Linked DNA regions of Homo sapiens: region 2 is linked to region 1. A link is an interaction called in ENCODE POLR2A ChIA-PET data of the cell type or tissue named here. Cell type or tissue: A673. All regions are shown on one strand. Links, peaks and the distances in the headings refer to the core of each region. The heading gives the core; the rest is flanking DNA.

Region 1 (2,910 bases), core at 293-2,792:
TGCCAATTCAGAATCTGAGGGAAGCAGTAGTGAGGAGGAAGATGACGCTGCAGAGCAGGAAAAAGGCATTGGATCAGAGGATGCCAGGAAAAAGAAGGAGGACGAACTCTGGGCCAGCTTCCTCAATGATGTGGGACCAAAATCAAAAGTGCCCCCAAGTACACAAGTTAAGGTAAGTTGAGACATTAGTGAGGTGAATGCCTCTCCAGAAATACCCTACATTACTGAGATTTGAAGCCTACGGAAATCGACCAGATGCCTTTTGATAACAATTGTACTAAGTGAAAAGCAAAGCATTTCCTGTGGTAGGAGAATAAGCTTCTCTAATCATGTAAGTTTCCAATAGGCCTTTAACTGGTTAGAGATGAAACATTTAAGAGTAGCTATAGGCTGACTGCAGTGCCACACACCAACAATCCCTGCACTTTGGGAGGCTGAGGCAGGTGGATCATTTGAGGTCAGGAGTTCGAGACCAGCCTGGCCAACATGGCGAAATCCTGTCTCTACTAAAAATACAAAAATTAGCTGGGTGTGGTGGCGGTTGCCTGTAATCCCAGCTACTTTGGACGCTGAAGCAAGGAGAATCGCTTTAACCTGGGAGGTGGGGAGGTTGCAGTGAGCCAAGATTGTGTTACTGCACTCCAGCTTGGGCTACAGAGTGAGACGCTATCTCAAAGAAAAAAAAATAAAAAGTATCTGTAAACAATATGGTTCATCTTTTGGTGAAACATTACATTTCTTGTTTTTTTTATAGAAAGGAGAGGAGACTGAAGAGACAAGTTCAAGTAAATTGTTGGTAAAAGCAGAAGAGCTAGAGAAACCTAAAGAAACAGAAAAAGTTAAAATCACCAAGGTGTTTGATTTTGCTGGTGAAGAAGTAAGGTAAGAGAACCTTCAAAAACTTTGAAACTAGCATTTTCAAAAATGAGCGTCTCTCTCTAACTGGTGTTAGCCATCTATCCTCTTTTCAATCCATCATAATATTTTGGGAGAGTTATACTTGAACTCAAGGAAAACTGGCTCTATAAATTACCAGGGAGTATGAGAAAGGTCCTTTCACATATAGCAGTGTAGTTTTTGAGCTTTACGAAGTGCTCAGCTGAACAGAAGCAAGGGAATATGAGTTAAGTATTTTGTTCCACTTGATCATTGCCATGTTTTGTGACTTTTGGTAAGTCATGTCTCCCTTTATTACTCTCCTTGACTGCAATATGAGCCCCATTGAAGTCTCAGAAATCAGATAATAATTGAAAATACAAGGAGAGAAATTTGGTTTCAATATTATTTTCTTTTTCTGAGACGGAGTCTTGCTCTGTAGCCCAGGATGGAATGCAGTGGCGTGATCTCGGCTCCCTGCAACCTCTGCCTCCCGGGTCCCAGTTCAAGCAATTCTCCTACTTCAGCCTCCCGAGTAGCTGGGATTACAGGCACACGCCACCATACCCAGCTAATTCTTTTGTAGTTTTTTTGTTTTGTTTTTGTTTTTTTTTAGATGGAGTCTCGCTCCCGTTGTGCAGGCTGGAGTACAGGGTGCGATCTCGGCTCATTGCGACCTCCACCTCCCAGGTTCAAGTGATTCTCCTTCCTCAGCCTCCCAAGTAGATGGGATTGCAAGCCTGTGCAACCATGCCCTGTTATTTTTGTGTTTTTAGTAGAGATGGGGTTTCGCCATGTTGGCCAGGCTGGTCTTGAACTCCTGACCTCAGGTGATCCACCCGCCTTGGCCTCCCAAAGTGCTAGGATTACAGGCATGAGCTGCCACTCCTGGCCTTTTTTTTTCTTTTTTTTTTTTTTTTTTGAGACAGAGTCTTGCTCTGTCGCCCAGGCTGGAGTGCAGTGGCACAGTCTCGGCTCACTGCAAGCTCCACCTCCTGGGTTCACGCCATTCTCCTGTCTCAGCCTCCCGAGTAGCTGGGACTACAGGTGCTCACCACCATGCCCGGCTAATTTTTTAATATTTTTAGTAGAGACGGGGTTTCACCATGTTAGCCGGGATGGTCTCGATCTCCTGACCTCGTGATCCGCCCGCCTCGGCCTCCCAAAGTGCTGGGATTACAGGTGTGATCCACCGTGCCTGGACTTTTTTTTTGTAGTTTTAGTAGAGACAGGGTTTCACCATGTTGGCCAGACTGGTCTTGAACTCCTGACCTCGTGATCCGCCTGCCTTGGCCTCACAAAGTGCTGAGATTACAGGCATGAGCCACTGTCCCCGGCCTCAATATTATTTTCTTAGCTTAATAATATTTTTCTGATTGATTAATAAGGTTTATTTACCATAGGTTAAGTAAGGGCTTAATGCCTTGAGCAAGTTAGTCTCCTGGCTGTTAGGTAAGAGCCACATCCCTGTAATTTCCCTTCCCCCATTTATTTCAATTTTATTATGTGAAAATAGCAGATTTGTGATTTAGAGCTGCATGAGAACAGAGGAAGTGCCAATCAATAATTTTATAGGCAGTTACATTGATTTTCATTGGCAGTAATTAATTAGACCTGTAGGCTCTCTGAAAATACAATTTTCCCTAAAATTGTTATTCTTAAAAATAATGTTTTCAACAATTATTTATCTAGTGAAGCTATATTTAGGGAAAAGAATTGACACTATCAGTTTTTTTGTTTTGGGTTTTTTTTTTTTTTTTTTTTTTTTTTTTTTTGAGAAAGGGTCTTGCTGTGTTGCCTAGGCTGGTCTTGAACACCTGGGCTCAAGTGATCCTCCAGCCTTGGCCTCCTAAGTAACTGGGACTTCAGGGATGTACTACTCTGCCTGGCCATTATCACTTTTACAAATGGTATGGAACAAAACTTTTTATTATTAAAATTTTCTCTCTAACTTCTTCTTCTGAAAAATGTCACACTTATAGAAATGTTGCAAGAATAGTATTACAACAAACACCTACATACCTATGATCCAGA
Region 2 (2,910 bases), core at 207-2,706, 110 kb after region 1:
CGGGCAGTAGCAGTAAGGAAGATGAGAAGGAAAAAGATTTGAGACACAGTAAGTTTCCATATCCCCACTCATGCTCCGTTCCTGGTAAAATGGTGAAAAAGAAAGTGTGTGTGTGTGCGTGTGTGTGTGTGTGTGTGTGTGTGATCACGCGCACATATGACATTGTAGGGGTTGAGTTGTCTGGAAAACAGTGCTTAGAAGATATGAATTGAAAGCTCATAAAGAGCTATTTGGAGTTCTCTTAAGCAAACTGGGAAGTAAAGTAACTAATGAGAAAATCTCTCAAGTCACTTCTCATCTGGAGGCGAGATAGCACAGTGCACCACCCTGAGAGTTGGGAGAGATCTTCCTTTGTCCCGGATCTGCATTGTCTATTGTTTTGACCCTTGTTTTATCATTTAACCTCTCTGAACTTTGTTTATTTGTCCAACTTAATACAAGGATGATGAAGCTTGCCCAGCCCATTCTGAGTTGATCTTAAGCTCAGCATGTACTGGGGTGTGACCCAAACAGGGAAGTTGACATCCTCTCTACTAAAGTTAATAGAATGAGAATGTTCAGGGTCATTGTTCAGTCCCAGCAGTCTGGTGTTCAGTGTGGACGTTGGCCTGTTGGCTCACACCAGGCAGAGGGGGTGAGTAGTCGTTCACGCTGCTTTGCGGCAGGGACGTGGGGTTTCAGAATGGGTTAGGGTGATACTAGGTTATTTCAAAGATGATCCCTTCCAACTCTGAGACTGGGTCCTGTGTCACAGGCCTTAGTGAGAGTTAGATGAGATCATGGCTACAAAAGCACTTGGAGAACAAACATTCTAGACAAGTAAAGGTATTATTATCAGTAGACCATGTGACATTAGCTCATAGTTTTTAAATGTTTAACTTTCTTGCATATCCCCGTGAGGCGGAAAATAACTTCCAAGTTCCTACATGCTGGTAGATGATTTCGTTTCATTTCATAAAGAGACCAAACCTTTCCTCATACCATCTTAACTGCATTTTGCTTTTCTTATTTTATTTCATATGTTTAACAATGACTGGAAACATTTGACCTGCCAAGACTTGAATTTGGGCATCTGGGGTTTCTCCCACTGTCCATGATAGCATCACCAGCAAGTGGAGCACAGGCTGTACATTCCCCGTGTGAGCTTTCGGAGTGAGGAATGTTCTCCACCTCCTGGAAAAAACAGGGCCCAACTCACAGGAGTTAAAAGGAAACTGATTTTAGAACCCTCTTACAGTACTGTGACTTTTCACTCATCAGTGTTGGGAACTGGTTCTCTTTCTCTTAAAAGAACCCCCTGGGGCTTTAAGCTTAAACGATGACAGTGACTCAGAGTGGCTCATGCTTATTGCACCTTGACGCTGTGCCAAGTGCTGTTTTAGCCCTTTACGTGTAAGATACACCACAGCCTGTGAGTAAGCATTTGCTTTGTAGATTAGGAAACCAAGGAACATGCAGTAAATAACTGGCCTAGAGTCACACAGTTAAGCTGGAAGTTGGACCTTGGCATGTGACTCCAAAGCCCTGCCTGAAGCGCTGCTCCTCCCCTCCTTGCAAGCAGAGACCTGCCACACAGAGCCCACAGAGGTCTGAAGAAGGCAGGATTTCCTGTTCGTAGCTCAGGAGAGCAGACAGTGGTGTTAAGCAGGAAAAGCACATTAGAATTCCAGTTTACTTACAGTGCTCTCCACACCAGGAAGGAAATGCCCCAAATATGAACATGGCTTCCACTAAGATAAATGGCCCCAATCTAGGGGATTCCCATTTGCATCAGAAAAACTGTTAATATAGAGATCAGAGTTTTTACCTGCTACATCTTTCATATTTTCTTTCCTTAGGTTAAAAAGATCAAGTGGCATGAGCAGCCTTTTGGGGAAAATTGGTGCCAAGAAGCAGAAAATGAGCACCCTTGAGAAGTCCAAACTGGACTGGGAGAGCTTCAAGGAGGAAGAGGGGATTGGTGAAGAACTGGCCATCCATAATCGAGGGAAAGAGGGGTAAGAAGGAGTAGGTTTTATGCCTTGGAAAATCCTCAGAACCCTGAAATCAAATGATTTATTGGAGACAAACTGCCCACTGTAAGCAAGCAGGAGCTTTTCATGATGGAACTAAAAATGTGAGCACTTTGGTTTGTCAGTAAGTCTCTGTTCCAGTGTGGGGCAGGGCCTGTCACTGGGAAGGCCACTGCGGGTGGAGGGAAGGCGGGGCATGTGAGGAGTACTCTCAGGGGCCAGTCACATCTGCCAAGCTGAATTTGCTGAATTACAGCTCCAGTGAACTGTAAGTTGCCTAGTGGTTGGATCTGGCCTGTGGTAGCAGCCTTGGCCTTATCTGAATCATTTGTCCTTCTGAGAAACCAAACTAGTTCAGATCCGTCAAAAACTGAGCCAATGGAATGCCTAGATGTTGCATTATTGTGAATTTTTTTTTGTCTGTGTCATTATGGCCTGGGGTGGGGCTTTACCCTTGGCTATAGCCTGTGTGATAGGCCAGGCCCTCAGACAGCACCCCAGGCCATCACTTGCACCTCTTTCTCTTCGCTGTGGAATACAAAGAGAATGTTCATAACCTACGTATTCAGTTGTAAAAAGGGTCCTTTCCTTGTCATATTTGTCTTACTGGTGATTAAACAAAAAATCAAGAAAGAAATGGTGGCCAGGCATGGTGGTTCACACCTGTAATCTTGGCACTTTCGGAGGCCGAGGCGGGCAGATCACTTGAGGTCAGGATTTCGAGACCAGCCTAGCCAACCTGGCAAAACCCCATCCTACTAAAAATATAAGAATTAGCCAGGCATAGTGGTGCACACTTGTAATCCCAGCTACTTGGGAGGCTGGGGCAGGAGGATCACTTGAACCCACTAGGTGGAGGTTGCAGTGAGCCAAGACTGAACCACTGCACTCCAGCCTG

What was found. ChIA-PET counts read pairs that join two places held together with the same protein. Peaks named below come from ENCODE experiments on the same cell type or tissue, not always from the same donor. Only the 100,000 strongest peaks of a DNase experiment are listed, where the experiment ranks them.
Region 2: POLR2A ChIA-PET joins it to region 1 with 14 read pairs; 3 of 35 experiments call an interaction of 5 or more read pairs at or near these places.

Annotation. Positions count from the first base shown.
Region 1 is chr16:75,409,797-75,412,706 of GRCh38, reverse strand. It overlaps CFDP1 (craniofacial development protein 1), which reads left to right. Exons shown (of 7, transcript NM_006324.3): 3 at 1-172; 4 at 755-882. Among named protein-coding and RNA genes, the nearest start is that of CFDP1, 22 kb to the left of the region's middle. In A673, for the core only: no CTCF peak of the experiment used is centred there; no DNase peak of the experiment used is centred there.
Region 2 is chr16:75,304,111-75,307,020 of GRCh38, reverse strand. It overlaps CFDP1 (craniofacial development protein 1), which reads left to right. Exons shown (of 7, transcript NM_006324.3): 6 at 1,839-1,997. Among named protein-coding and RNA genes, the nearest start is that of BCAR1, 54 kb to the right of the region's middle. RefSeq lists an enhancer at 670-1,869. In A673, for the core only: a CTCF peak has its summit at 1,126; DNase peaks (open chromatin) are centred at 1,440 and 2,200; H3K4me3 peaks cover 1,101 bases; H3K27ac peaks cover 2,500 bases.